Regions from separate parts of the Homo sapiens genome. Here region 2 is linked to region 1. A link is a loop called in an ENCODE intact Hi-C map of the cell type or tissue named here. Cell type or tissue: mammary epithelial cell. All regions are shown on one strand. Links, peaks and the distances in the headings refer to the core of each region. The heading gives the core; the rest is flanking DNA. Region 1 holds the start of LOC124901576 (a long non-coding RNA gene). Region 2 overlaps SDK1 (sidekick cell adhesion molecule 1).

Region 1 (16,054 bases), core at 6,810-14,809:
TGAGCTCCCCCTCCTGTCAGCTCGGCAGCAGCATTAGATTCTCATAGGAACGCACACCCTCCAGTGAACTATGCATGCCAAGGATCTAGGCTGCACACTCCCTAGAAGAATCTAATGATCTGAGATGGAACAGTTTCATCCTTAGACCATCAGCCCCCACTGGAGACCATGGAGAAATTCTCTTCCAAGAAACAGGTCCCTGGTGCCAAAAAGGTTGGGGACTGCTGCAATAAGAGTTATTTAATCTTCATTGAGTGAATGCATAAGTGAATAAACAAGAGAGTGAATAAGAAGCAAGCACTGGCCCGATAGGTTATGTTCTACATGGGCCATGCTGTTGTGGGCAGTGGATGCTACCCACCTCTTTTCCAGGTGATGGCGGGTTTGGGAGCCCCGGACACCTCACACCTTAGAATGGCTGTCATCCCGTCAGTAACTGTGGTGTCCACTGGCCGCTGGGTGAACACTGGAGCGATATCTGAGAAGAGGAGTAAATGAAATGATCAGGGCCTTGTTCCTGAGAGGCTCACATCAGCCTGGCAGAGTATCCTGCACGGGCTTTAGAGAGCCAATCACAGAGGTAACTGTAGCAATACAAAAGGAATACTGTTCAGGAGGGACGGCAGCCCTCCACTGTTCCTCTCCCAGGAGTTACCGATCTTTGTTTACAACCTGGAGAGAAAATACAGCGTCACGATGTAATAGATACACAAGTGGAAACGTGCAGGGGCCCAGGAAGAACAGTTTTTGATGAATATTAAAGAGAGGAGAGGCATTTATTTAGATCAGCCAAAAGACTGCTTTTGTTCTTTAAATGAAAGGTAGCCCATGCCTATATTCCCAGCACTTCAGGAGGCTGAGGCAAGAGGACTGCTTGAGTTCAGGAGTTTGAGACCAGCCTGGGCAACACAGTGAGATCCCTGTCTCTACCAAAAATGAAAAATTAGCCAGGCATGGTGGTGCAGGCCTATAGTCCCACGTACTTGGGAGGTGGAGGCAGGAGGATCGCTTGAGCCCAGGAGGCTGAGGCTGCAGTGAGTGATGATCGTGCCACTGTACTACAGCCTGGGTGACAGAGTGAGACCTTATCTCAAAAACAAAAACAAAAAAAAAAGCTAATTATTGAATACAAAATGTCATCCACAAGATGACACTTTCTAGGATGCTTTCTAGGATCTGTTCTGAGAGTTAAAATAACCAGGTTTCAAAGACCTCCATAAAGATACATTTCTGGGAGGTGTCATGATCCCCAAGTGCTGGGTTTCTTCTTGTTCATGGGGGATGGTCACGGCCCCGAGCAGCCCTGAGTCAGACCGAGGAAAGACAGGAGGAGCTCCTGATGGCTTCAGCGAGGGCTCGCCTAACTCTGTGCTACCCAATAACGATTAACCGGAACCCCCCGTACAACAGTGATCTGTGTCTCTCAAGTCTTCTGTGAGGGTCCCTGGGCTGATACCCCTCAAGGAAAGAAGTGAGTAGACCTCACGGGACCCAGGGCACAGCCGCCGCCTCTGCCTGCACCTGCTGAGAATCCCATGGACCATGGCAAGTCCCAGAAACTTCACTGCCAAGGCCCTTCCTGAAGCTGACCTTGTCTCTCCACCTCGCAGGCAACCACCCGAGTCCAGGTCTTGCCAGATGCCGCAGGCCCCCTAACAGGTCTCAACACTTCTGTGCCTGTGTCAGGGTCCCTGAGGCAGCCAGCCTTGGGCTGCCCTTTGAAAGCTACAAAGGCTTTCATGTCCCTTCTCTGCTTGCTCGCAGCTCCCGAGGCTCCTCCTGTTCTCGGCCTCTGCCCCTGCCTATCCCTCCACCCTCCAGCCCGTCATGGCCACCCTGCTTGTCACTGAGCCCCAACCTATCCGCCTCCCTTCACCTGCACACATGCCGAGCTTGCTCCTCCAAGGCACCTGATGTCCCCTCCAGCCCATGCAATGCGCATGTCCCCAAGAGTTCACACTCCTGCTCCTTCTAAATCTCTCCTAGAGAAGCCCCACCCGGCAGCCACACTGTCTGGGGGAGGCCCCGGCTCAATATGCCACCGCACCTGCTCCCCTTTTCTGCAGCACCCCTGGCTGGCTGGAGTCATCTCGTCCTTCACTGCCTTTCTCCTCCCTGCAGACCCTCTGTCCTGGAAGCACAGGAACCTCACCTGTCTTCCTCACAGCCGTGTCCCCAGAGCCTCATCCAGAGTGCCCGACACAGATGCTCAGCAGCCGCTTGCTAAATGAGCAAATCAATATCGATTTTTTAAAGCACATTTTCCTTTCATTAAGGGTATTTTAATTAAAAAACTCATTTTGCAAAAAACCTCCTACTACAAAACAGATAACATAATCACAATCATTGATTTGTTTGTTCACTCACTCACTGCCGTGGTAACAGTGCAGGTGGCACTTTCACTTACATTTCCAATCTGACCCTCATGAGAATCCTATAATCTGGGTTTGGTTAGCTCCATTTTAATGGATGAGAAAACTGAGGCTGAGAGAAACCCAGAGATGTTCTCTGGGTTCTTTTTTATTCTCATTCCTAAGTCTCTCACTGGAATGGAGATTGGCAAACTACAACCTGGGGGCCAAATTCAGCCTGCACCCTGTGTTTGTAAATAAAGTTTTATTGGAACACAGCCACTCGCATGTGCTGAGAACTGTGGCTGCTCTTAGGTTACTACAGCAATGCTGAGTAGGCCACATCCTTCAAAGCCAAAAATATCTACCATTAGGCCCTTCGCAGAAAAAGCTTGTCAATCCCTGCTCAAGAACGTCCCAGCTCACGATTGCAAGATAGGCTTCAAATAATTCTAATCAATCAAGACTCATGTTCTGACTTGAGCATTCCATATTATTTCTACTGCTTGAAGCAATATTGGTTTCCTAAGCTCCAAAATGAAAGACAAATTTGACCCGAGGGCAAGATTCAAGGAAGGGACCCCTAGTTCACCGAAACACATGCACAGCTTGCTACACACCTGGTCAGTCTCCTTGCAGGCTGTGGGTGGGAAGAGCCCTTGGCTGTGCACACAGTGACACTGATTTGCTCTCTCCAACAGCTCTCACCCCTGAGGATATCAGCATTTTGCTCCCGAAAGGGCAAACACAAAAGGTATAATTCCATAATCACTAGATTCTACTTCATTTTAGAAGAACAGTATTATACAACCATGGAAGATTAAAAAGAAAACCCACAGAAACAATGAAAACCTTTACCTTGAGTTTATTTTTCAAAGACAGAGAGCCAAGGTATTTCTGTTAATGGGATAATAAAAGAAACTCACAAAAGAACTACAATTGTTCAATAAAAGTAAAATAGAGAATGAATGTAAAAAATAGGAAAAAAAGATCAAAAGAAAAAGATTAGGAGTGATCTATTCACTCAATAGTCTTTCCAATTCTGCCCAGAAAATAAGGGAGTTTTTTCTACTTCTCCTCAAGAAAGAGGAGGGCTTAGTGCGGGAAGAGGCAACGCTACCCTGAGAAGAGGAGGGTACTAGGGCCGGGGAGTGACAGCCGTCTGTGCTGCTTGTGGGCCTCAGCAGTTTCCCCACAGGACCCACAAAGGCTTCAGGTGTGCTTGAGAGCTGGCTCTCCTGGTCTGCCCACTTCTGGCCACATTACCCCTTCTGTTTACCTCAGGGGGCTGAACAGATACTACCATTTTCTGTGTGTAGTACATGGAGCAAATTTTGGGAAGTTCTACCTTGAAGGCCCAGTCTAGCAGGTCTGGCTTTGCTGATAGGTGTACCCACTGGATACATCCAGGTAGCTGTGGGCCAAGGTGTACCCACTGGATACATCCGGGTAGCCGTGGGCGTGGGTGTACCCACTGGATACATCTGGGTAGCCGTCGGCCTGGGTGTGCTCACTGGATACGTCCAGGTCAGGTAGCTGTGAGCCTGGGTGTACCCACTGGATATGTCCGGGTAGCCGTGAGCTTAGGTGTACCCACTGGATACATCTGGGTAGCCGTCGGCCTGGGTGTGCTCACTGGATACGTCCAGGTCAGGTAGCTGTGAGCCTGGGTGTACCCACTGGTTACATCCAGATAGCCATGGGGCTGAATGTACTCACTGGATACGTCCAGGTCAGGTAGCTGTGAGCCTGGGTGTACCCACTGGTTACATCCAGGTAGCCATGGGGCTGAATGTACTCACTGGATACGTCCAGGTCAGGTAGCTGTGAGCCTGGGTGTACCCACTGATTACATCCAGGTAGCCATGGGGCTGAATGTACTCACTGGATACGTCCAGATCAGGTAGCTGTGAGCCTGGGTGTACCCACTGGTTACATCCAGGTAGCCATGGGGCTGAGTGTACTCACTGGATACGTCCAGGTCAGGTAGCTGTAAGCCTGGGTGTACCCAGTGGTTACATCCAGGTAGCCATGGGGCTGAGTGTACTCACTGGATACGTCCAGGTCAGGTAGCTGTGAGCCTGGGTGTACCCACTGGTTACATCCAGATAGCCATGGGGCTGAATGTACTCACTGGATACGTCCAGGTCAGGTAGCTGTGAGCCTGGGTGTACCCACTGGTTACATCCAGGTAGCCATGGGGCTGAATGTACTCACTGGATACGTCCAGGTCAGGTAGCTGTGAGCCTGGGTGTACCCACTGATTACATCCAGGTAGCCATGGGGCTGAATGTACTCACTGGATACGTCCAGATCAGGTAGCTGTGAGCCTGGGTGTACCCACTGGTTACATCCAGGTAGCCATGGGGCTGAGTGTACTCACTGGATACGTCCAGGTCAGGTAGCTGTGAGCCTGGGTGTACCCAGTGGTTACATCCAGGTAGCCATGGAGCTGAGTGTACTCACTGGATACGTCCAGGTCAGGTAGCTGTGAGCCTGGGTGTACCCACTGGTTACATCCAGGTAGCCATGGGGCTGAGTGTACTCACTGGATACGTCCAGGTCAGGTAGCTGTGGGCCTGGGTGTACTCACTGGTTACATCCAGGTAGGTGTGGGTCTGGATCTCCCCTCCTTCATTGCTGGCGAAGCACTGGAAGATTCCGGAGTCCTCTGGACGCAGCTTCTGGATGCGCAGGCCTCCGCTGGCGAGCACTTTGTATCGAGGATTCTGGAGCCTGCTGATGGAGATGGCATCCTTGTACCACTGGAGGGTGGGAAGGGGGACCCCTGCGTAGGAATGGGAATAAATAGGATTTTAAAAATAATTCCTGACGTGAGAACTGAAGCACATCTGTTTCAAAGGCTAGAATGCCAATATTTTAATAGGCATTTTCTTGTGTATTCGTGCTTTCAACCACCCTATAAGGAGCTATTTTTCTCGTTGTAGATGAAGCCATCGACACGGAGGGGTGTTGAGAGGAACAGCTGGCATGAACTGTGGCCGCCCTGGCTGCGGTGCCTTCCAGGCTCCACTCCGAACCCACACAGGCTCATGCTCTTGTTTGGAAAGGAGATTCCAGCTGAGAGTCAGGTTAAGGTTCAGATGGAGATGAAGCCCTCTCTGCTCTGCAGTGCCCTACTCAGCCACCGCGGGAGGGCTTGGGCACAGGGTCATAGGGGCAGAGGACAGGACACAGGCCACATCCCAGGTCCATGCCTCGCGGACAGTGTCACCTTGGGCAGAATACATTACCTGTCCCTTTCTTTGTCTGTTTCCTCACATGCAGGTTAGTGATAATTGTGACTTCAGAAGGTTGAAGATTGGATGTGTTTGTGTGTCTGTGCATGTGTGTGTATATGTATGTGCATGTGTTCATGCGAGTGTGTGCACGTGTACATGTGTGTATATATGTGCATGTGTCTACGTGTTTACATGTGTGTATGTGTGTGTGTTTGTGCATATATGTGCATGTGTTTATGTGTGTATGCGTATACATGTGCGTGTGTGTATATGTGTGTGTACATCTGTGTATGTATATGTGCACCTGCATATATGTGTACATGTGTTTCTATGTGTGTCTGTGTGAGGTGGTGCATATATGTGCATGTGTGTACATTTACATATGTATTTATAAAACTCATGCCCGGCACCTGGTGAGTGCTCAATGGCAGTATCACTATTCATCCCAACAGCTAACAATGAAAATGAGTGCCATCTTTTAACACCCCCTATCAAAGGGGTTGGATATCATGGGCCTTCATGGAGTTCTACTGTCTCAGAGGAGCAATTTGTTAGGTTAAGTAACCTTGTTAAGGGTCGAGGAGGAGGCACAAGAGGTATTCCATTGTGGATACAGGAAAAGCTGCCTCGCTCCATGAGGCATATCTACACTTAGCTCTAGATCTCAGATGGTTCTGTACCTCAGTTTCCCTAAAGAGAAAGTGGATTTAAATAAAAAACATATCTTGACATGCTTCAGTGCAAAGCACACCAAAATCCCTTGATTTAAGATGGCGTGTGGGTAGGTGTGAGATGTCGACTTTAATAAATAAAGTTAATGCCATGGAATAACTCAAGATAATGTCTTCCTAGATTCTCTTCTTTGCCTTAATTATGTTTCCTGTCACTTTTCATTAAGTCAGGAAATATTAAAAAATCCATTTCAAGGTAAAAGCATAACCAATTCATGTAATATCTCATAATAGCAGTTACATGATGTCACTTTCATAAGGAATAACCACTTCGCATGCTGCTATAGTTTCACTGTCAAAATGAAAAGAAAGCAGTAAATTATATGACAGCAGTGCAATGTCGGAAGATCTGTTGTCTCTATATTTGTAAGTCTACACTTAACAAGCAGTTTACCCTGCAGAAGTCGTGCAAAAAAACAGAGCTTTCTCTTGTCAAAGGGAGTTTAAGATTGTCATTTGTTGAAAAATAATTGTTAGTACATAGGGAACTGGGAGTATTTCTATTTTGGGGCAATTTAATGTCATAACAGAAATCTTATCCCCCGCAGTATTGTATACTCTTATTTCTGAAATATAAGCTCGCTAAATATTTTATAGCTTCACATTCACAGAGTTGTTGGCCTTAAGAAGCTGGCACCTACACAAGAAAGAACAATGCAACCACTGTAAGAAAGATAATTCCACGTAAAATTCGTCTTACTCTTCTCTCACACTTTTTCCCCCTCCCCTATGCCGAATCAGTAGAGCTGGAACAGAGAAGAACAGAAACAGAACAGAGCCGTGGACAGCAGCCGCTGTGAGCTGGTCAGGAGCTGAGGACCAGAACTCCTACTGAACCAAGTCCCGGGCCAGGAGCAGTGGTTACAAAGCACGGTGGGTCGGGAGGGGGTCTGTGGGCAGAGGCTGATCTTTCCCTCTACCACCAGGACTGGAAGGGTGACACGCCGCTGCACCGGAAGGGTGGCACAGCACTGGAAGGGTGACACACCATTTTCAGGAATAAGAAATGGCATCCACACAGTTGCAGGTATGGACAAATGGCATTTGTTCTAAGTCCAGGGCTTCAGGTCCTGGGGGAAGCTAGTGTTCTGGCAAGAGCCAGGTGGCTGCTTTGGTGGCTGACAGATTTGCGTTTGGGTCCTGCCTCCATTACCATGTGGACCTAGGTAAGTTAGGTACCCAGTATTTAATGAGTAACTTCCACAGGCCACACACTGGGCAATGACTTCACCAGAGAAGGATCCCATTTCATTGAGTGGCCCAGTGCCTTTGGCACTGTACTTAACCATGCTTTCCAGGGCTTGGTTTTCCTGTGGTACAGTGAAAATCATCTCTCTTTTAGGAGCTGTTTTGAAGATTTGCAAAACTGGTAGTCATTCTTACCCTCCGAGCTCTTAGGGAGTAGGAGAAAATACTATCCTTAGGACGGATGGGTATAAACAAAAGAGAAAAGATCCTTTTCGTTTCCTGATAGTTGCCAGAATACAAACACAGCTTTTCTTAACGAAACTGCCTTGACAAGCCTGTCTCTGCTAGAAGGTTTTGTGTAATCACCTGTGCTGCCCGACATGAGACGGTGACAGTGGGCAGCTTGTAATTGAAGCATGGGGATGAGGGCTGGGATGACCTGAATGGCAAAGGAAAAGGGGACCCAGAGCTGAAAAGGCAAAAAAAAAAAGGTAACATTTCCTATTCAAATACTATTCGGCCACAAAAAAGAATAAAAGGGTGTCTTTTGCAGCAACCTGGATGGCACCGGAGGCCACTGAGTTATGTGAGAGAACTCAGACACAGAAAGACAAAGACTGCCTGTTCTCACTAATAAGTGGGTGCTAAGTCACATGTGCACATGGATGCAGAGTGTGGAAGGACAGACAATGGGGACTCACAAGGGTGTGGGGTGGGCGATGAGAAATTACTTAACGGGTACAGGGTACATCACTCCAGTGACGGACGCACTCCCAGCTTTGGCTTCACCACTGTGCAATACATCAGTGGAACAAAATTGCCTTGTACCTCACGTACCTACTACAAATACATGTACACCCATCTCCCTTTCTAGAGTGGCTGTGCTCACCAGTCCTAGTCACCCCATGGATGAGAAAGAATTTTCTGCCCCGAATCTCGGGGGGTCACACACTTGTGAAGTCAGGGCCTTGGAAGGGGAGTCCACAGGATATGATGGAGTCCCCTCTCTGTCTGGGGTAGATGTGGGCTTCCTTTTTGCTCTGCTGGGTAAATAGTATCATCTCTGTTTCGCAGGGGAGGAAGCAAAAGCTTGGCAAAGTCAAATGCCTTACCCACAGTCACTGCCCCAAGACCGATCTACTCTCTGAAGTCTGCTCTTCGCCATCACACTCAATGTCTCCCTAGAATGATGGCAATTCTGCTATGGAAAAAGGTTGTTTCCCTTCCTCCCAGTCATGGCTCCTTGTCCAGCAGCCACTCTGCACTCACCCATGGCTTGACATCCGATGTCCACAGTTTCTTCTACTTCAGCTGAAATCCGACTCTCGGGCTCAGCAGTAAAATATGGTGGCTCTTCAAACAAGAAAATAAAAAAAAGCCCCTAAGCCAAAGAAGGATATGTCAGAGACCATATAACCTAAGATAGTGTGGGCTCCTCTTAAAAACCATTCTTGAAAATTTCATCATTAGTTAGCATCGTGCATACAAACTCAGAACTCAGTGAGCACAGGCCAAAGGCAATTTACAGTCTGGGGTTTCAGAAAGCAACTTACTACTCAGGGTGATGGCTACTTTTCAGTTTATGGGCTTGAATCATGGAATATCTTAATTTACATTTTAGAAGGACTACCCCAAGAGGTTCGTAAAGGTTTATATTTACAGCACCGTATTTTATGGGCTAGTTTGCTTCAGTATCTAAACTAAACACGAGCTCGTGAAGCTTGTCAAGTGCCCGAGGAAGGTGTGCAGCCTGTATTGGGCAACAGCCTATTAACATATTTTTAAAATTCTTAGCAGTTCTTCTCCAAAATAGAGATTTAATACTTCAATGGAATACCAAATAATAACTAAGAGAAAACATATAAGGGAGCACTCATCTATCTTTAGTAGCAAAGGAAACTCCTAGGCACTTGCAATCTCTCGATACTCCACTCGCCCGTTCCGCAGAAAAAAAAACAGTGGTTGTATTAAACAATGAATTTCCTTGGAGAGCCAATTGCAACATTTTTCCAGTTTATTCAGCAGAAATTCAACAGAGGCATGGCCAAGTTTGTCAAGTATTAAGGTGGTGGTGATTTCATTATCATGATAACAAAAGGCTGTTGTGTTCACTTTCTGTGCGATAATTAATTTCTGGGAACTGTCTTCCAGAGCTGGTTTACTTTCATTATAATTGTGTTGAATGTGGATAAGATAGCTTGGCATGCCTCCTATATTGACTGTATCTTTAAAACAAGGTGGGACCTAAAAGATGAAAAAGAGAAATGAAAACTAAGCATTTCAAAGAAACGATTAAGGGGGAAGCGGCTGAAGGTTTCTGGAAGGAGGCAAAGTGATGTTTCACTTCTGCGATTACCTGGACCACTCAAGCAGAAAGAATCTGCCTGAATCAACCACTCCGGCTGAGGAGATGGCTGCAAATTCATTAGAAGGAAGCAGATTCCTCTACTTAAGTTTTCATGTGTACAGACCAAGCCTGAAGAAATATTGCCAGCATTTAATGTCTACCTTTTTCAAGCTCATCTTCATTGCACAACTCATACATCCCCCATTTGATCACGTTTCCTCAATCAATAATCATGAAGGCAGTATTATTTATATTCCAACTATACATACAGTAGCTGCCTGCTGTCAGGGCCCTTGTGTGCAGGTCCTGACCTGTATTCATCAGGGAAGCTAAGTCAATATCTACCGTCATGATCTGATTAAAAGCATGGAAGGAAAAAGGAAAAAAACATACATTCGACAACAACATTTGCTTATGATTAATTATAGTTTTCCTCTTCTTAGTTGAGCGTTTTCTTTTTAGAAAACTGTCGAGTCCGTGCAGTTGTGAGAAGTAACACTGTAACACTGAAAGAGCTCATGGACCCTTCACTCGGCTTCCCGCAATGGTAACATCTTGCAAAAAACGATAGCATAACATCATGATCAGGATACTGCTACTGATACAATCAACCTAATTTATCCAGCTCTTGCCAGTGTTTCCTGCGCTCAAGTGTGCGTGAAAAGACGGCACATGCACGTCCCATGCAACATTATTACGTGTGTAGGTCCACGTGTCCATCAGCACAAGGGTGTTGCCTTCCATGACCAGGAGCACCCCAAACCCCCACCCCTCACAACCACTAATCCGTTCTCTGTTTCTGTAGGTTTGTCATTTCAAGAACGTTACAGAAAGGAGGTCATCGAGTGTAACTTTTGCAACTATTTTTTTCACTCTTCATGGTTCCCTTGAGATTCACCCAAGATGACCTGTGCTTTGATGATACAAAATCCATAGATAACAATGGTCGGCACCTACGGGCCCAGGGTGCCTTCCCTGAGGTACTGATTACCGTTGTCGCCTGGTACAGTCCCCCGAGGCTTCCCTCGAGTGCCAGGAAGGGACCTCGCTGGGGTCAGGGAGACGGGCACTCCACACAGTGACCCGAAGCTGGCTTGGCTGAGCAAGTGCATGGCTCTGGGGACCTCCAGGCCCAGACGATGCTGCTCCTCTCCAAGTGGTGACCTCTCTCCACCCTAGCCAGGGACCATCTGTGTTTGGCACACAGCATGCCACCTGGTGAGAAAACTCATCCCACTCCACACTCTCCATAGTACTGTGGCATGGGCAAGGTCTGGGGGGCAGCCTGCCACCGCCTGCAGGGGCCAATGTCCTGGGCAGTTTTAGTAGCTCAGTGCTAGGCATGGGTGGAAAACATCTGGCTGTTCATTGTGGATGCTCTTAGCTTGTTCTGGAAAGCCTTCCAGGTCGCTGTGCCTGGGGAGCAGGTGCAGAGCTGCCCATGCCCTGCGTGGCCTCTGAGCTTCCCTTAGTACTTCCCCACCGTGTGAGGGTACGAGTTCTCTCCCTGCCAACCCTTCCTAGTATTCTAACCCAGCGGCTGCTCAGATGGAGTTTCTCCCCATTTCCAGCTACGGTTTTACACACAGTCTGCTCTAAGGCAAAGAACCGGAGGAAATGCCAAGCCTATGGACCGTGAAAAGCCCGTGAGTTAAACACTGGGGAAAACCCATTGTAAATGAGTCATCCTGTGCATAGACTCTCAACCACTTACTCTTCAGAGGGCAAGAGGGCGAGGGCATGTCTTAGCCTGTCAGTGGCAACTGTGTCTAGAAAGGGTACTCTGCCAACATGGGTCCACCCTGGACTTCTGAAAATTGATCCTGACTGCAGCCAACAAAACAGGGGATGGAAACAAACACTTCTCCCTCTTTTGAAACAATATGAAGACATCAGGGAAAGGTTCTCATGCCCTGTGTGAAGTCAGGGTGTTAGGAAAAGGCCAGCTCAGATTTTCCGCCTTCCACATGGCCCAGAGCCCATGGCAGCTGCCTCCAGGGGCAGCGCAAGCTTCTAGCTCCCCAGTCTCAGGAGAGGAGGTGGGGAGACCTCCCAGACTGCCCCCAAACCAAGGGCCTCTGTCAAATGACCTCACTCTCCAAAATGCCAGTGTGACAAAGTGCAGGCTCAGGCCCAATGGAGGCAACCGCAGTGGAGAAGGACCCCCCAACAACACCATGCATTTTTCCTGCTCTCCCATCCCCAATGCTGCTGGGATTTGGCTTCTGAGTTGCAAAGCTTCTTCTGTGTAGGGATCACTGCAAGATCCAAAGATGTTTCCTGCGCTGCCTCCCTGTTCCTTCCAGGTCGCCCCTCTCAGGGAGCAGCATGTCCCACGCATGCCCTCGGCTGGCCTGCACTGCACGCTAGTCCACCGAGGTGGACAGAACGGCTCCCGGAGGTGTCCACACCCACACCTCTGGAATCTATGAATATGCTGTCTCACTTGGCAAGAGGGACTCTGCAGGTGGGATTAGGTATCCCACCTTAAAATAGGGAGACTCTCTTGGATTCGCTGGGTGGGCCCAATTTAATCATGTGAGCCCCTAAAAGGAGAGGACTTTCTGCAGCTGGAGGCACAGGGGACAGCAGAGAGCTTCCATGTGTGACAAGAACTCAGCCGCAGCTGCTGGCTCTGGAGATGAGCCAGGGATGCAGGGGACTCTGGAACCTGAGGGGACCCCTGGCCAGGAGCCAGCCCCCAAGCCACAAGCACTGAATTCCATGAACAACTTGAAGGGGCTGGCAGCAGATGCCCCACCAGGTAAAGAGTCCATCCCAGTGAAAACTCGCCGTCCGAGTTTCCGAGCCATCGTGCTCAGCAGGAGCAGGGCACATGTGGGAGCAGCTGGCTTCGTGTGTGATGAGGAGACCGTGGAGAAGGCGTGGCTCGGAGGGAAGATGCATCTCACAGGCACTAAGGTGCTGCAGTCAGAGGTAAGGGGCATCCTTGTCTTACCCCAAGGAAAAAAAAAATGGTTTCATAGGTGGTGAGGCACATCCTGATTCCAGAGACACTAAACATGAAAAATGTGTGTCACATAACTGATTATTGGTAAATAGCGAGTGCAATGGGACATATAGGATAATAGAGTTATGCCAACAGCAACTAAAGCCACTATTTCAGAGCCTCTGTGACAGACATTTTTGCATTTAACCTTCACAATATGAGCTGGTACCATCTACATCCATCTCCATTTTATGGATGTGGAAACTGAGGCCAACACTCATTCAAGCCCATGAATGGTGCAGTGTAGAGGGTGTAGAAGGGAGGTGGGACGGAAGCGGAGGGTGTAGAGGGGAGGCCAGAGGGGAAGGTGTAGAGGGGAGGTGGGAACGGAGGGCGGAGAGTATAGAGGGGAGGCGGGAAGGGAGGGTGTTGAGGGGAGGTTGTAAAGGGGAGGTGGGAGGGGAGAGGAGGGTGTAGAGGAGAAGCAGGAGGGGAGGGGGGAGGGTGGAGGGCGTAGAGGGGAGGCAGGAGGGGAGGGGAGGGTGTAGAGGGGAGGCAGGAGGGGAGGGTGGAGGGTGTAGAGGGGAGGCAGGAGGGGAGGGTGTAGAGGGGAGGCAGGAGGGGAGGGGAGGGTGTAGAGGGGAGGCAGGAGGGGAGGGGAGGGTGTAGAGGGGAGGCAGGAGGGGAGGCTGTAGAGTGTAGAGGTGATGCGGGAGAGGAGGGTGTAGAGGGGAGGCAGGAGGGGAGGGTGGAGGGCGTAGAGGGGCTGCTCCACAGGACTGGGCAGCCAGTGGCGGGGTGGTGCCTGGAAGCCGACCTCTGTGCTCTCATTCAAGCCACAGAAATTAAGCAACATAGACAGGCAGGTGGGCAAACAGCCCAACTAGCCTGTCCTGTGTCATCAGTATAAAATACAAGTAATAGGAGCCCATTTGTTTCTCTGTCTTTGGCCTGTGTGCTCCTACGGGTGGCCCTTTTGACAGGTACATGGTGACAGCCCTGTGAAACCAATAATGCTCGGCCACAGGGCGTGGGATTATAATCTCATCCAAATCCCTCGGAATTGACACAGACACTCTCTTCAGGGTTTTTGCAGTGTGCGCCAACCACAAAAATCCTACCTGCTACAGCAAATTCTTATGAATAAAAGGGGATTTAACTCAACATCATAAAGAAGTGAAGTGTGTTTGTGTACCTTTAAAAGTCAGAACACGGAGAGGTGCTAACTCGAGAGAACACAAAACTAATCAGATATAAATGTAAAACTAAAGCTCTTAAGATAGATTTAAATATTTTAAAAAGGAATGATGATCGAAACAAACATTCTCGTTTAAAGGGAGATAAATTTCTTCTCTTGTTTAAATTACCTTAAAATGTTTGAACACGGTATAGTCCTGTCTACTAGAGATTTACACGTCGCAAATTTTAATTTTGGCTGAATCTATAATGTGCTGTGCTCCTAGAACTACAGATCAACCTCGATGAAAAAATCTTTGCAGAGAATGGGATGTGATATTTACATCTGTAGCGGAAGCATGGATGGGGAAGGTAGCAATACCAGCTCAGGCCTCTCATGTAGAATCAACAGTGATTGGTGACTCAAAGCCGGCTTCCTTGGATGCTTTTAACAGACTTTCGCTTCTTTCAGAGGGACCGACAGGTTTGCACTGCATTGTATTTAGAAGAGTCAAGGTCAGGACATGGAGTCATTTCCTAATGATTAAAGGAATGGGACGTGATCAAGGTAAACCACCTTTTGTGCAGTATTCCTTTTCTTGCTAGTTTCATAGGAAAACACAAGCTTTTTTTTTTTTTTCCTTATTTTGCAAAGTGGCAGACTGCAAATTTTTTTATTTAAGGGGCTCTCTGAGGGTTTTCTTATTTGAATTTTCCTGTTCTCAATTCCCCTTTTTCCCAAAGAGGAGAGAGGAAGTCGAGATTCTCCTTCCTAGAGGCGGCCTCTAAGGCTACCTCTTATCAACAGCGGCTACCACTGCGGAACACAGGCTGCTCTCATAGTCATCACGGCCACTTATGAAGAATAAATGCATGACAGTAGCTGGAAAAATGAGAGAAATAAAGTCACTTGCCTCACAACTTAACCTCCTCATAAACTGATAATAGGTTTTGTATTTTCTTAGCCACTGTACAATGCACACTCCCTAAACACTAATAGTTTCCAGCATTTAGAGCTGGGCAACTCCAGTGTACTTAATTTTATGTTCTTTCTCCTTGGTTCAGGAATAATATGTCGCCCAGTTTGAGGAAGCATCTCTGTTCTCTTTTTTTTTTTAAGTTTAACAAAAGGTAACATCCGATAGTTTTACATTTTCTGCTAGGTCAAAAAATAACAGCTAAATTAATAATTAATAGAATAATTTCTAAATTAATAATTTTTTTTTTGAGTTGGAGTTTTGCTCCTGTGGCCCAGATTGGGTTGCAATGATGCGATCTTGGCTCACTGCAACCTCTGCCTCCTGGGTTCAAGTGATTCTCGTGCCTCCGCCTCCCGAGTGGCTGGGATCATAGGCGCCCGCCACTGCGCCCAGCTGATGTTTGTATTTTTAGTAGAGACGGGCGGGATTTCACCATGTTGGCCAGGCTGGTCTCGAACTCCTGGCCTCAAGTGATCCGCCCACCTTGGCCTCCCAAAGTGCTGGGATTACAGGCATAAGCCACCATGCCTGGACAGCAATAATAGAATAGTTTCTGAACACCGATCACGATAGCCAAATAAGAGTTACAGAAAAGCTTAGCAGCCTAAAGCTAGAATAGGAGAGGGATCTATATGACAGGGGTTTCACCGCTCTATTTCCCGAGCTTTGTGACTGGAGTATTCAGAAGGACGTTTCTTGGAAGGATTGAGAACATCAACACTTTGGATTTAATGGACTTATATTCTTGGGAAAGAAGGCTAGGAAGGATTTCGAAGGTAAACTCAACCTCACCTTCATTTGCCGAGTTACAAATAAAGCCACTGAAATACGCTATTTTGTTTCTGCAGAAGAGTCAGTGTCGGATGCTATCTGAGATGCTGGCAACACCACTTAGAGGCTCCCGCATTACCTATGATGAAAAGAAAGGCCGTCGCCCTGGCCGGTTCAAAAGCGCTCCCCGGCAGCGCCGCCTCGCAGACGTATGGCCCGGTGTCCGCGGACGTCGGGTTGCTGATGGTGAGGCGTCTTCCAAAGCTGTGGAGGCCACTGGTGATTCTCACTCCATTCCTCTTCCAGGTCACACTCAGG
Region 2 (16,054 bases), core at 3,636-11,635, 50 kb before region 1:
CTGGTAGGATATGTTGCCCAGGAGACCATCTCAGCCAGAACAAGATGATTTTTTATACAAAAATAAACAGGAGAACGTTTATAAAGGACATAACCCCTATGCTCCTCTCAAAGAAACACCCTCCCTATTATTATAAATATTTTATTACTGCACACGCGTCCTAACTACTTCTTATGGCTGGAGCCACGGAAGTGATTTATTTCTCTTTGCTTTCCTTGCATTGTGCCTCGGATCTGACACAGAGACTGTGCCCTGGAGGATACACACTCGCAAACAGAGAGCTGATGTGCAGACCAGAGGATTATGCGGAAATGTTTTTAAGCAAATTCACTTTGGCATGGCTCTTTCATTTCTGAAAACTTTGATATTCACAGGCCTAGGGTACTGCACCCTCATCTTGGAGCTTTCTGGATTTAAGCTCCTGCAAATACAGAAGATGCCCTCATCTCCAGCACCCAACTCTACTGACCCCATCACAGAAAATCCTTTTAACAGTAGTAATCCCACAAAACAGAGAAATGTGCAGTCCCCGAAGTGGCCTCGTAACATCAGAGAGGTTTTATTATTAAACTCTGTGCCCCGGGCCTGGTTCTGTGGGATGACTTTTAAAGTCCTTACTTGACGGCTTCAGCCTAAGGAAACTCTTCCTGCACATGCTGAAGAAAGGCAGAGGCAGAGGGATGACAGGCCTGTGCTGCTGGGTACAGAGGGCAGCCAATTATTCTCATTAGTGGATGGGTGCAGAATGAGAGGTAATGGCTAAGGCAGGGGCAAGAGCAGCAGTGCCACAGGAGCCCTCGGCCGCAGGCGGCGGGGACACGGGGCTGTTTTCTGGAGCGGAGGTGGTCAGGCAATTAGGAACTGTCCCAGGGGATCAACAGGAACCAGAGCCTGCGGCCCCCACCCCGAGGGGACAGAACTGCAAGCTCCTCTTCCCCCTTCTTTGAAATGAGGAAGGACAGTTGGAGCCTCGAGACAAAAGGGGCCTTGCTATTGATTGGAGCTATTTGTGTACCCCTGGGGATGGCCCATTTAAACCACTTCAGGTGGGTCACGGTCTGGCTTACATTTAGAAGAGAATCCCGACGCTGGAGGAAAAACTTGTAAACAGCGGCAAATTGGTTTTGACAGGCAAATAGTCCAGGCACATAGAAAAACACATATTAAATGATGAATGGATGGCTATACACATATATACAGGGAAGGCGTTGCCCTTCATACACAAGGATAATGAAGCTGAAGATGCAACATTTCCCAATTTCTCACATTTATCTAAGAAATTACATCTGTCTGCTGAAGACCTTTGTTAGCCACTGTTTACTGATCACACACTTGGAACGAGCCCAGGAAGGGAATAAGCGGATACCCACTGTTCTTGTCCCAATATCACTGGTAAAATGAACAAATATGTCCACAGTGGTGCAATCTATTAGAAGAGATTTAATAATTATTATGCAATTCTGCTTTACTTTTGCTTTTACTTGTGTCAACAGGCTACTGCAATGATCGCGTTCAGTGCAATTTTAAAATTAGCAGTTTTGGCAAAGGAGGTTTCTTCTCTCAAACACAGACAAGTTCAGATACAGTGTTCCCAATAATTCTAGAAGCCTAACTGTCCTTTATAAAGCAAAGACAGCACACTGGCTACCCTTCAGCCACATCTGGCCTGCAGAAGTGTGTGTTAGCCCTGCCCTTTGTTTCCAAATATATTGATTTCATTTCCAACATCTAAAAGTTGGGAGGTTTCAGGTACAAAGCTAGATCTTTGGATTTCTGGAAATAGCAAGCAACATACCAGCATGGTGACAACTGGCTAATAATTACATGAAATTAATTATTCTTAATTTAAAATTACTGTATTGAACAACACATGCCCTTGGTTGAAAACTTAAATGGAATCAAAAGACCTACAATGAGGCCAGGTGCAGTGCCTCACGCCTGTAATCCCAGCTGAGGATTGGGAGGCTGAGGAGGACAGGTCACCTGAGGTCAGGAGTTTGAGACCAGCTTGGTCACCATGGTGAAACCCTGTCTCTACCAAAAATGCAAAAATTAGCCAGGTGTGGTGGCACATGCCTGTAATCCCAGCTACTCGGGAGGCTGAGGCAGGAGAATTGCTTGAACCCAGGCAGCGGAAGTTGCATTGAGCCAAGATTGTGCCACTGCACTCCAGCCTGGGCAACAAGAGAGAAACTCCATCAAAAAAAAAAAAAAAAAAAAAAAAAAAAAAAAAAAAAAAAAAAGCTTCACATTGAACAATATACCTTGCTTCCAACCCCTAATACCCCCTCCATTCTCCTGCCAAAATGCTACCCTGACACCAGTTTTGTGTGTGTCATTTATGGTCAGATATGCACAGAATGTCTCTGCACGGCTGCCCACGTTGGCCTGTGCACTCCAGTTTGCCACAGTCTCCACCACTCCCTAACATCTCACACCTGGCCTGACTCCTTTGGTTCCTGTTTGGCTCTTACAGACATTAGAGTTTGCAACCCTCTGTGAAATCGACGCTCAACTCTAATGGCGGCCTAAAGATGGCCAATCACAGGGCACTTGCCTGAGGATGTATCCACGCAACACCCCGTTGTGCTCTGTTTCTGGGGGTGGCTGCCACTGGACCATAATGGACTGATTAGTCCGCCCACTGGCCACTATATTTTTCGGGGGAGCACTGGGTGGTTCTTCAGGTAGCATCAACCTATAAATAAAAGACGGGTAGGAACAAGAGAGATGAGTACCAGAAACAGCGGGGGCCCATTTGCATTTCATCTATCTTGCTGAATCTTGAGCCTGACTATTCACAAAAATCGGGTTTCAGGAAAAGCAAAACACACAGCCAATGAAACTGAAAGGACGTGAGAAACAGTTACCACAAATCAACATAATAGAAAATCAGTTAACCAAGCAACGAGGAAAGGTGGAGGTGACTTTGTTCTGTGTGAATAACCCCAGCACCTCAGCCCTTTAGAAAGACTGCAAGCCTGAATGCGTCCGCTCGTCGGCCTGCCGTCTCAGACTCCTCCCAAACTGTTTTCTCCGGCTCTTTCAATATTTCTCATATCAAACTCCCACATTTTGAAGAAAAAAAAAGAAAGGCATTTACAGCTCAGCTGTTCTACAAGTCAAGCCCACTGAAAGCTCAGGTTGGTTGGGGAAGGTGTGCTGAAATGTGATGAAGCCATTTTCCCATGTCACCTCCGAATGAGATTTTTCAGAGGTGGCCCTCGCAGGGATGGGAGAGCGTGAAGACCGCTCAGGAATGCGACGCCTCTGCAGAGACAGCTTCCCTTAACAGCATGCTAGGTGTTGACTTGCTAAGACTGTGGCATCAGCGTCCACCCGGCAGTGGGGTGGACAAAGAACACGGAAAACATGTGAGCTCTGAATTTCCTGTACACAGAGGGCTGTGCTGTCAGGAGCGATTTATGTAGGCACAGCCAGATCGCCACAGGAAAAATCCAAGGAACCTGCCTCAAAGCAATGAAGGAAGGCCCAGCTAAGTCTGCGTGGGCCTGTCTTTCCCTCTTTGCGACAGGCTTTTCTGCTCACGGTTTGTCCCGTCTCCCTGAGGGAAGCCAGCGGGTTGCTGTGATCAATTCCACCACATAATGTGATGCTTCTCTTTGGCATTCAGGCCCCCGGCTGTTCCACACCCCCACCTGGGGCGGGATTCACGCACCTGCTTGTCTCGGCGCTGTACTGGCCCCTGCCCACTTCATTCACCGCGCACACCCGGAATTGATAGGTACGAGCCGGAGTCAGGCCACTCACGGTGACGCCTGTCATCTCAGGGCCAACGTTTGACAGATGCACCTTCCATGGAGAGTCTGAAAGAATGAAGAAAACGAATTCAAGCCCACAGGCTTATCATGTCTGAATAATAAGAGGTGAATGCAAAGGCTTTCTCAGGGAACATCTCATTTGCTTAGCAGGACAGCTCTAGGAGAAGGAAAGCTTATCCCATTTAGCAGGTGTGGAAACTGAGGCTCTGGCCATGTGGCTAGTAACTTACAAGCCAGAAAGGCAACTTCCCCGGTGCCGCCATCAATGAGCAAAAGGATTTTTTTGTGCAACCTGCATACGGCGGTTTAAAAGGAACCAAAACGTCCCTAATTCCTGTGTTCAGTATGTAAGGGGAGAAAGTTCTCCGTCGGCTCACATGGTTAGGCAGATTGCAGATTTGTCTCCCAGAAAAGGATGCTGCACATGTCACTGAATGATAAATAAAAACTATATTCATTAACATTTTAATAAAAGAGGAAATGAGCATGATAAAGACAGATGGGCTGTGTATTTCGCAGCCCATCTGCGTGGCAGGCCCATTACACCACCACACCCTTGAGTGGCTTTGGCTGGAGAGAGGCGTAATGAAATTCACAGCGAGCTTAGAATATCTTCCCACCCAGCTTTCCAGCAGGTGTGCAAGAGGGACTCTGCCAGCCAAATGCACTCTTGCCGGCAAGGCTTCCGAAGGTTCTGCTGGAGATCCTACACCCTTGCGTGGATTTTTTGCAGAGTTTAAACAGGCTTTTCAGCCCAGTCATTTTGTAGACTGATGCCCTGGAATGAACAAAGTCTTGGCAGTGACTTCCAGCATCCGCTGTCGGTTCCCATTCTGAATTGTGATGATGCCTGAACTGAATTTTCAAGTTACTAGCGAAGTAAAACCTGGGTGGGGGAAATTCTTCTGGAAATCGAGCTGTCTCGCTGACCTGAAGTGGCGCTAAGGTCCCTTTCACCCACATTAGAGATGGTCAGAAAGAGGTGGCACATGCTTTCCACCATAGTGTTGGGCTAGGCAGAGCCTGCAGACAGTACCAGCTGCGTGTCAGCATCCACACATAAAATCCCAGCCGCTTCTCCAAAAACCTGCAGCCCCAACCGCGGGGATTCGTAAGTCTGCGCCTGCGAGCTCATTGGAAATGCACTCCAGCTCCTTACCAATCACCAAGCAGTGGCCATAAATTGCTCCAAAATGAAAATGAGACTCTCAAAGGAAACTTCTGTTGCCTCACACAGAGGTGTCTATCACTAATTCAGAATCTGCTCACTGGATTCCTTAACACAAAGTTAAGCTGCTCTGAAGCATGAAGCCAGTTGGCGATGAAGATGGGATCTTTTTAATTATTTCAAATCAAGCTGCTTCCAAAAATGGCTTTCTGGGAACGCAGTCTTCGCCACCAGCTGGGCATTTCAGCGTTCTTGGCTTTTGATTTCCAGTGACATGGATAATGGGCAGCTGATGAGGATCCCCCTCTCTGTGTGTCTCCTTTAAAAACAAAATGTGCGCATTCCCAGTTACCTACAGAAGAACTCACAGCAACTTCCCTTTTTACTCTGGGAGCCTAAAACCCTTCCACTTGTATCATGCAGCTCATGGTGATCTGGTTTGCTAAGCAGTCTCCCTTACAGAAAACAGCCATTTGTCAATGCAGAAGACGAAAGGCCATTCCCAGTATCAGGGCAACCAGACTCGGTTGGTAGAAGGCAGGGCCCCTTCGTGCCAAGTCCAGCTTCCATGGAAATACCGTTCTCATTCTGAAGAGAACTGGTATGTAGAAGAAAGAAGCATGGAGACCACAGCTGACTACGAGCTCTCCCACTTAAGGGTGTTCAGTTTTGTTTGAACTTCCGTGAAAACAGTGGACAAAACAGAACCACAATGATATTGCATCTAATACCCACTAGGGTGGCTATTATGAAAAGAAAACACATACACACAAACAGAAAATAACAGGTGTTGGGAAGGATGTGAAGAAATTCCGCCCCATTTCGCGGTTGTTCTGAATATAAAATGGTATAGCCGCTACAGACAACAGTATGGTGGCTCTTCAAAAAATTAAGACAGAATTACCATAGAATCCAGCAATTCTGCTTCTCAGTATACACTCAAAGGAACAGAAAGGAGGGGTTCGAAGAGATATGTGCATACCTGGGTTCAAAGCAGCTTTATTCACAGTAGCCAAAAGGTAGAAGCAACCTGAGGGATATGATGAGGTTTCTCTTCAAAGAACCCAATCAATCTTTTATTCTTTAATTTATAGTACCCTTCCCCCTGCTGCCCTTTCCCTTTTTTTCCTTTTTGCCTTTGTTAGATGCCCAGGCATGCCACAGTACCAGGCATTATCAGTAGCAGCTCACATTCCTTCCTTTATTTGGAAAGAGGACTAACTTTCTAGTTCATTACAGAACACCCCTTCCCCTTTCCTCTTCGCTTTCTTTTACGTGCCCACCTTATCTAAAAAAAATCAAAGGTTCAGCCAACCGGGATTAGTTTAGATTGTATGACCCGACCCCGGCCAATGGGGAAAGGGTACAGGGGCAGGACTTGCGTCAGGAATAAAGGCTCTCGTGCCCCTTTGTTCAGGTGTGCTGTCATGGCGACTGGCCAAGGAGGCACCCCTCTGCGCAGAAGTAAAATTGCTTTGCTAAGAATCTTTTGTTCGTGTGTTCACTTTCCTTAGGATTTTGAGCGTTATTCCTAACAAACCCAACTGCCCACCGATGGATGAATGGGTAAACAAATACGATCTGTCCATACAATGTCTACTATTCAGCTTCTTAAAGGAAGGAAATTAGGACACATGGCGGAACATGGATGAACCTTGAGGACAGTATACTACATGAAATAAGTCACAAAAAGACAAATACTGTATGATTCCACTTGCATGAGACATCTAGAACAAATTCACAGAGACAGAAAGTAGGAGGAGCAGGGGAAAGGGCAACGGGGAGCGACTGTTTAGTGGTGCAGAAGTTTTGCAACATGAAAAGAGCTCTAGAGAAGGATGGTGGTGACGGTGGCAGAACAGTGTGAATGTGTTTAATGCCACTGAGCCGTGCACTTACAAATGGTGAACATGATGGATTTTTTATGTGTGTTTCACTACCATTAAAGATTAAAACAATGCCTGTAATCCCTGCACTTTTGGAGGCTGAGGCAGGTGGATCACGAGGTCAGGAGTTCAAGACCAGCCTGGCCAAGACGGTGAAACCCCGCCTCTACTAAAAATACAAAAAAATTAGCCGGGCGTGGTGGCAGGTGCCTGTAATCGCAGCTACTCAGGAGGCTGAGACAGAGAATTGCTGAAACCCGGGAGGCGGAGGTTGTAGGGAGTCGAGACCGCGCCACTGGACTCCAGCCTGGGCGACAGAGCAAGACTCTGTCTCAAAAAACAAATTAAAGGAAATAATGAAAAGATGGGGTGATAATATATAACCCCCAAGACTCCCCGAGTATGAAATCACATACATTGAAAGCATCTAGCTGTAAGCTTGGCCCAGGGTGCTGGACAGCTTGCTCTCCCTAGATCCAAGCTCCGCCCTCCCTATCCAGCTCTGTCCTCGGGACTCCTGCCCCGAGGCTTCCTGTAGATGAGGGGAGCAAATGTAAGGCTCTTTCTTCCTCACTGGGAGGCTGCCTGGGGCTACCTGGGTCCCCCTCTTTTCCAAGCAGCCACCCTACATAATCTCTCCTTCTGGGGTTCTGCAACTGCCTCGGGCTCTTGAACCTTAGAGTGAAACCCGCTCTGAGGCTACCAGCCCCCGGTAACAGTGGTTCCCCTCCACCCGCACCTCTGCAAACATTCCCCTTCTAAAACTTCCTCCTTGATTGCTCTCATTCAGGAACGCCATCTTTTCCCTCAGGAAGCTTGACTGATACTGGACTCAGTAAAGCTCTTCGTCCATCCCTTTCTTCCTTCAGACATCACAGTGTCTAGCAGTCAGCCATTCACCTGCTCCGTCAGGCACAGTGAACAAACATCGTTTCAGAAAGAGACAGTCAAGAGGACAACTGTTGAAACCAGGTGACTGAGGCGATTAATCAGACTGCGGGAGAGGCAGAGCAAGCCTGGAGACGCCGCTTTCCCGCCCTCGGCCCCATCCCGCCAGCCTGGCCCTGCCTGATCCTGGCTGTTTGTTCACTCCGAGTGTAAACAGCTCCTGAAAGTCCAGAACCCCAGCCTCAGGGTTCAGAGTCTGCTGCCTGGTTTGATTTGACAACAGGGCCTATTAATTACCTCTGCATCTCGGGGCCTGCCCAGTCCTGCTGCAGCTATAGGAATTCTTTCTTTATTCTTTTTCCTCTTTCACTAGAAAATAAAAGGTCTGGCTGGAAGAGAGATTAAAGTGAAAACTAATACAAATGAACTGATCCATCTCTGGGCACCCTGATTCATACAAAAAAAAATTGTTTTGGGAAGGATTTGCTCATTCTCAAGCTCTGGAATTGCAAGCTTGCTGAGAACTGTTAAAATTTAAATAGCAAGTCTGTTCCTGACAATCAATAAGCAACATCCCTTTAAAAGGGTCCGCCCCCAGCCGGTCCTCACAGAAGAGGGCCACAGGATGCTTGTCTTGGAGGCTGGGAGGTAGAAGAATCTTTTGATAAAGGAAACCATCCCATAAACGTTTAATACCTTTTTTCCTCCCCTTCAGGGACTCTCAGATCTAGAAGACTGAGGGATTTTACACTTCCCCAGCCAGGCTCCGTTCTACAGAGGGCATCACTACACTTTCGTTTTCTTAGTGGTAAGGCCGAGAATCACGAGGAATGAATCACAACCCCGCTTTAGCTGTTGGTTGAAAAAGCTGGTGGTTTCCAATCTTTGAAAATGTACTGGAAGCTTTTTCCAATAAAAAAGAGCATTATCAGTTTCTCAATTAAAGGTGTCTGAAGGAGGAACATGTTTTTTGAAAGAAGGTATTTTTTTCTTTTCTTTTTTGAGACAGGGTCCCGCTTTGTCATCCAGGCTGGAGTGCAGTGGCGCAATCTCGGCTCACTGCAACCTCCGCTCCTGGGTTCAAGCGATCCTCCTGCCTTAGTCATGTTCTTTTCCACCCCTACCTCCCACAATACATTCCATCCCCCAGGCTGGGACCACAGGTGTGTGCCACCGTGCCCGGCTAATTTTTGTATTTTTTGTAGAGACGGGATTTCGCCACGTGGCTCAGGCTTGTCTTGAACACCTGGACTCAAGCAATCTGTCTGCCTTGGCCTCCCAAAGTGTTGAGATTACAGGAGTGAACCACCAAGCCCAGCAGGGAGATTTTCCTTAATTGCCAAAAGCATCATCATATTATTAATACATAATATTTCTGTGGCAGTTTGCCGCCTGGAAGTGCTTTCGGGTCTGTAGCCACAGAAACCCGCTTGGGGAGGAGGTCTTACTGCGCCTCTTTTTCACTCCAGGAAACCAAGACTCAGGGAAGTTTAAATAACTTCTGCTGAATTTCACAGGTGGCGGCTACCTAGAGTGGCTCCATCTCAACATCACCAGAAGCGGGGCAGCTGGTGTCATGTGCCTCCTTGGGTGATGCAGCAGGAAGTACCTGCAATACCCAAGAAGTATTAACACACACACACACACACACACACACACACACACACACACACACTCACATAAGAAAAGAAACTACCCGGAAACGGAAGGCAGCTCAAATCCAGTCTCCAGGCAATAAAGAAGGTGCAGTAATCCCAGCACTTTGGGAGGCCGAGGCAGGTGGATCACGACGTCAAGAGATCAAGACCATCCTGGCCAACATGGTAAAACCCTGTCTCTACTAAAAATACAAAAAATTAGCCAGGCGTGGTGTCATGCACCTGTATTCCCAGCTACTTGGGAGGCTGAGGCAGGAGAATCGCTTGAACCCAGGAGATGGAGGTTGCAGTGAGCCAAGATGAAGCCACTGCACTACAGCCTGGTGACACAGCAAGACTCCGTCTCAAAAAAAAAAAAAAAAAAAAAAAAAGGTGCAGGAACCAATTAAACACCAGAATTACCAGAATCCTAATCTAGGACTTGGGGCCTTCTATAGGACAACTGTCATGGACTCTGCCCAAGCAGGAAGCGGGGAGGTAGAAGGGGGTTTTGTGGATGAAGACACAGTGAGACACAAAACAACCAGTACGATGGATGGACCATGTTTGGATCCTGATGCAAGTGTAAAAAGACCTTTCTTTTTAGACACTTAGGGAAAATTAAATATAGACTGAATAGCAGGTGATATTAATGACTACTATTAATTTTGTTAGGTGTAATCAACTTTTTGAACTGCTTACTGATCACTTAGGGATGAATTGACATAATTTCTGGAATTTCCTTTAAAACACTCTAGCAAAAGGAAAGTGAGGAACAGATGAAATAAATATGGTTAAAATGTTACTGGTTGTTGGAGCTATATTTTTGTGTGTATTTAGTACTTCTAATAATAAAAAGTTCTTAGAAAGTGTCTATTTTTGTCATAGCATTGCCAGCATGGAGCATTTTATAACTGTTGTAATTGTCTATTGGTGGGTGAAAAATGTAATTTGGTTGATGCTTTACTTTGCATTTTTATATGAATGAGAATGAGCATGCTTTCATTAAAATAAGGATAGTTCCCCCAGGTTACAGTTAAGTGGAAAAATTAGGTGCAAATTTATTATTTTTCTAATTTGAATTCTACTACTGTTTTTGCTACAACAGTCTGCATGTTGAATCTCCTGAAATATAAGTATTAGCTCACAATAATCATGGTGATCCATGAAAAGAGTTATCCACTGGCTGAGCTCCCTTGGGATCTATTTTATTCCCTGTTTGGTCCTCAGCAACTAGAAGAGTGCCTGACACACAGTAGGAGCTCAATAAGTGTTTGTGGAACAAAAGCACCCACTCTTGGAGCTACTGCTGATGGCTGTATGTGTCCACGTTCAACTTTCACAGTAACCTTGAGGGGGATAAAATGATCTTCATTTCCACATGAGAAATGGATGGAGTGAAGGCTCAGGGTCTCTCCACTCTCCATTAATGCTCCTTGTGCAAACTCCACATCTCATTGTTGCCTAGGATTTAAAGCTGCAAAGTTAAGGGCTTGGTCACAGAGATGAAGGAGAAGATGAGCTTGTCTTGGAGCAATGCCCGCGAGGGCCCCCAACATGGAGCTAAGTGGGGAGGCTTCACGCTAATCAGAGGCTCCCCTCCACCACAACAGACTGTCTCTCTAGACACTGAGTATAAGCAGGCTGCATTCCTTAGGGTGGCACTGCACACTCAAGACAGGTGCTGCTGAGAGTCTAGCCCTAGGCACAGATCAGGTTAAATTCCCCGTGTCTGGAAGGTCTAGCAAGCATCAGCAGTGATGAGTCACGTTGACAGGGTTCACCCTTGATGTGATGTGATGTGATGAGAATGGCGCTTTACCTCCCTGGTCTTCTTCCCAAAGCCCCATAATCCTGGTCTAGCTAAGAGAAGAACATCAGACAAATCCCGATTGAGTGACGTTCTACAAAACAGATCCTGGACGGGATCCTGCAACAGAGCGGGAAAGACGTCATCAGGGAGAGACTGCGGAGCTCGGAAGGGGGCAGTGACTGCAGTGAACAATAAGGTGTCACTGTGGGCTCAATGAATGGACAAAGGCACCATACTAGTGTCACAGGGGAAGCTGGGTGGCGGGTCCATCTTTGAAACAGTTCTGTAAGCTCCAAACTGCTCTAAAACACCAAGTTTAGTAAGAAAAAAGAAAGACCTACCATGAGTGGTTGGTCTGGAGCAGGCAGGGGAGGGGCAGGTTAGGAGGCCCTGCGTGGAACCTGCAGTGGAAGGTCATGTGTTTTGCATGAGAAGAGCAGATCTGTGTGTATGTGTCCACATGCGTGTGCCCAGGCACACAAGAGTGAGGGCTGTCAGAGAGCTGGGGTTAAAGCCACTGGGATTCCTCCTTGAGGCTAGAGCCTGGAGAATGAGCTGTCCCAGACATGGCTCATGCTGAACTCCTCAGTGTTGGGGGGCCTGATGCCCATGGGGTGGAGCAGTAGCAAAGGGCTAGGGCTCCATGAGCTGCAAACAGCACTGCCCAGTGCCCTCTGGGAAGGAAGCTCATGCCAACCCCAGAAGAAAGATGAACAGAGCGACCTGGAGCTCTTGGCTCCCATCACATCGGGCCCTCCCCGGGTCCCAGCAGAGGCTCTTTCAATTTTGTATTATTTTTCTTAACAAGAGCTCCGAAATTACACAACAAAACCTGGATCCACCCCTGAGAACCAGATATCCATCTCCCAACCAGATTTTTTTCCACCTTAAAGGGGTAAAAAATGGTAAATTTTATGTATATTTTGTGTGTATATGTATTTGTGTATATATATGTTTGTGTATGTACATTATTTATACCATAAAAAATGATAGAAGTTCACTTAAAATTTTTGGAAAATAAAGAGTATGGGAAGGAACTGAAATGAAACAGGCATAGGTCCATACTGCAGTTCTTGTTTTTTAAACCATTCTCATTGTTGTTCAATGCTTTGGGTAATTACTTTCACGTTTTTGGAGACTCCGACCTGTATCTTAGTGTTCAGCTCAGTGAGTTACTGAGATTAGTTTGGTGGAAGGAATGACATTTCCTCCTCTATATTAAAGCGCCCTTAAATTACTGTCGTCACATGAACAGAAATAACACAGTTTTGAAAGCCCAGACAACAAAGAATTTCAGCCTCCATGCAGTTAAACTGCTTGGGGTGAGGCTTCGGAACCCACTCCTGCTCTGAGCCACTCACCCCTCCGGCTGGAGCCCAGACTCAGAGACGGGCACAGCCAGGGCTACGAAAAAGCTTCTCTTGGTCTAGTCAGAGCTCATCTGGGCACTAAGAGAGAAGCATAGATAATAACTCGTTATGCAAAGGTTATATAAAGTGTTTTCTGCAGGATTCTAGTTAAAAACTCTGACAGTGACAAAAGGAACATAATTTTTAGTGGCACTGTAGAATTCCAAGCTTAAGCTGGTAAATACATTTGTAGAACAGACTGTACTCCTGCAGGGGACTGCGAGGGCCCCCAGATGAATGTGACTCTATTCAGGCATGAAACACATCTAAGACAAACACAATTTGAAAAGAACATTGTGAGAGAGACCTGTTCGTGGTGGCAACCCTGGAAGAGAAGACAGAGGCCACAGGAGTGACAGGGATAAACCACTGAGGACGCCTGAGAAAGAAAGAGGCTTAGGCCAGACAAAGACTTCATAGAACAGGGGGAAGAAAGAGTACGAAGTAGATGGATACTTTCTACCTAAAACAAAACACCACAGAGTGGACAGTATAAATACATTTTGATATCCTTCCCTTTGGGAAGACTTTCTCTGTTGTATATGTCTTTAGAGAAACCATAAAGGTCTACAAGCTCAGGATTAAAATGCACCAAGTTTTTGTCTTAAAAAGTTAAGAACTAAAGAGCTGAGACATTTAGAAATACATGAAACCCCCAGCTAATGGATGCAGCCCAAATGATCCCACAACAGGCTTTGAGGCCGTAGACTGCTTACATCCAGGGCACTGTGGCCTCCAGAGCCTCAGGTCAAGACACCAAAGGTGGCCCACCGAGGCCAGACTTTGACCTGGACCCAAGGGGAGACACATGCTCACCGGGAGATGTGGGCCTATGTGCTGGAGAAGCCATTCCCTCCAGAGAAGGGGCAGGAGGTTGGAAATGGTGACTGGATATATCCAGAAGCTTGGGGAACTCGATCTTGGGTGGGAGACCAATCCTAATGGTGGCAAACCCCTGCAACAGGCTGGAGATAGCTGGCAGGCAGTGGGTGGAGCAGGGGCCCCTCTCCAGATGGAAGCTGGCCTGACCTCCTGGAGCTCAAGCTATGGGAGCCACGCTGTATTCCGCACCGTGCGGTCACCACAGGCACTCCCACGCAGGAAGTTACACCATCCTGTGGGACAGCCTGGGCCAGAGGATTCCAGAAGGTGAGGACCAACCAAGGATGTGGGAGCCACCCTGGGCTCTCTGACCCCCATCTCGTCTTGGTGAGGGCAGGAAGCTAACAGGAAGTGAACGCAGAAGCAGACCTCAGCCCCCTCTGGGCCCCCAACACAGCCATGGTCCCCCCTTCATAAACACCTCTGACAGGTACTGTCTCCCTAGATGTGCATTTATTAAAATGCGGACAAATGCTATGCATGGGAGGCTTAAAAAGCAAAAGCCCAAAGAAAGACGAGCTAAAATATGAAATGCTCCCCGAAAAGTCCGAGGCCATTAGAAAACGCCTGTGTGAGGTGTGTTTCAAAGACAGTATTAAAATATTTGAAGCATGAAGAACAAAGTCTCTTCGCCATTTTGGCAAGCAAAACAGCACAACGCCCATCAGCTTTTAAGTCCATAATAGCAACAGGGGATGGAGATGTTGAACAGATTGTGCGGTGACAGCCAGGAGCAGCTTTCATGGAGAGCGGCGTGGAGACGGCTGACGGGTTCCCTACATGAAAAGGCACCTGTGGCAGGGGAAGAACCAACCCAGCCGTGCAGCTCAGAGATTCTCTTTGTGGAGGAAGAACCTCTCCTGCAAAGATGCTGGGGAGGGGCTCAGGAGAGGCACTGGGACTCAGAGAACGTGCTCCAAAAGCTAGTCTTGGCCCAGCAGCTGACAAAACCAAGCCGTGCTTCAGAAAGCAGAGGCGGAGAGGCACAAAAAAGCATCAGGCCGCTGGGGGCACCAGAACGTTCCATGCTGGAGGAAGGACAAGCTGCCTGGAGGATATTGCAACCTGAACCCCAGAACATCATCTCAGCCTCAGCATGCTCTAGTCAAGCTCACAGATGCTCTTCCCAGACCGGTTTCCTCAGCAGGCCTCCTACTTCCACGTCCAGGCCTGGGGCTCTAGGCCATCTTGGGCCCCCTCCTTCCCAGGGAAACCCCATCAGCAATTCGGGAATGACCACCTTCCTGCTCCAGGCCCTCAGCCTCCTGCTTTCCTTCACTCTCTGAGCCTCACAGACAGCTCCCTGTAGGCCACTGCCAGGTTAATCTTGCTAAAAACTTGCTTTCACACCACCTTGCCTAGCTCCCAGCTTTGTGCAGCTCTTTGTTGTACAAGACTCGGGTCTGGCATCATTTGGTCCCTCTCTGTCCCTCGCAGGCATCCCTTTTCAGCCAGGAATGATGCACCCGAGGCTGCTAGCAGTGCTCCCTCATGGTGGGGGGAGATAAGAACTCTCCCTTTATACATCATCTACTATTTCTCCAGCTTCAATGAGCATGTATTACTTTGTACTTAAAAATACATTATTAGTTAGAAAATGGTTTTTTATAAAGCAGTCCATTTCAGCCTCCAGCCTCCAGCTTCTCCTGCTCAAAGATCCTTCTGCTCTTACGAATTCACTCACTGGGAAATTTCCTGAACTCCCATTTTGCTGCCCTGCATCCAAGCCTCGGAGTCCTTGGCCACCAGCCTCCCCCGCCCCGAGGCACCAGGGCATCCGAATACTGACCGTTTGAACATTCTGCTCAGGGTCCACCTCCAAGGGCCTCCATGCCCACACCTGCCCACAGGGAACCCCCCTTCCCTGACGGTCTTGATCCTCAGATCCACTTTCCTGGCAAGCGATCACATACTACCCGACGCCCCCTCGTATATTCTTGGATTTGTGATTTAATTTTGTGAGTGTTCTTTGCCTCGAAAATGGACCTCACGCTCTTCCTGGTATCTCCTGGTGTCTAATGCTCTCAGGAGGGAGTGGATGCGCAATTTGCAGACTTGCGTGAACTGACTGTGCTCTGTACCCAAGGGAATGGGGAGAAAGAAACTAAAGGAGAGAAAGAAGGTCGATGGCTCATTTCACATGAGCCTGCCCTTAAAGTATGGTGACATGATACATGTGTGTGTGCGTGTGTGTGTGTGTGTTTGGGGAGAGATATCTCCTATTTTTAAAGAGAGCTTAAGGATATTCTAAAGTGAAAATCTGCATAAAATTGGGTGATACAATGACATACATACAAACAAAAACAAAATCAAACTCATAAAGGAGAAGAATGCAAAGAGATGGAGATGTTCTAAGCAGTTGGAATGACTGAGGTACTTCAGTTAGACACTCAGGTTAGCTTTGGGCTTCCTGGTAGCCAAGGCATAAAGGGACACATGGATGGCACACTTGCAAAAGGAAGCTCCCACATTCACCCAGAGAAGCCAGCACTCCCTAGGCAGTGGAGACGCCGACTGCACGGAACTCCACGTGGAAGACAGCGAGCGATGCGGAAGATACGGAGGTGTTGTTCCTCCCGCACATTGTTA

What was found. Hi-C counts contacts between places; a loop is a spot of excess contacts. Peaks named below come from ENCODE experiments on the same cell type or tissue, not always from the same donor. Only the 100,000 strongest peaks of a DNase experiment are listed, where the experiment ranks them.
Region 2: a loop joins it to region 1, with 3.0 times the contacts of the local background. A loop is called at or near these places in 2 of 110 quality-filtered maps.

Annotation. Positions count from the first base shown.
Region 1 is chr7:3,951,742-3,967,795 of GRCh38, reverse strand. SDK1 (sidekick cell adhesion molecule 1) reads right to left here. Exons shown (of 45, transcript NM_152744.4): 7 at 15,876-16,054; 8 at 8,782-8,865; 9 at 4,945-5,139; 10 at 362-478. It overlaps LOC124901576 (a long non-coding RNA gene), which reads right to left and starts at 15,861. Exons shown (of 2, transcript XR_007060195.1): 1 at 15,758-15,861; 2 at 9,509-9,756. In mammary epithelial cell, for the core only: no CTCF peak of the experiment used is centred there; a DNase peak (open chromatin) is centred at 11,545.
Region 2 is chr7:3,998,739-4,014,792 of GRCh38, reverse strand. SDK1 (sidekick cell adhesion molecule 1) reads right to left here. Exons shown (of 45, transcript NM_152744.4): 15 at 3,680-3,827; 16 at 2,558-2,698. Among named protein-coding and RNA genes, the nearest start is that of SDK1-AS1, 650 kb to the right of the region's middle. In mammary epithelial cell, for the core only: no CTCF peak of the experiment used is centred there; DNase peaks (open chromatin) are centred at 7,852, 8,532 and 8,842; H3K27ac peaks cover 1,155 bases.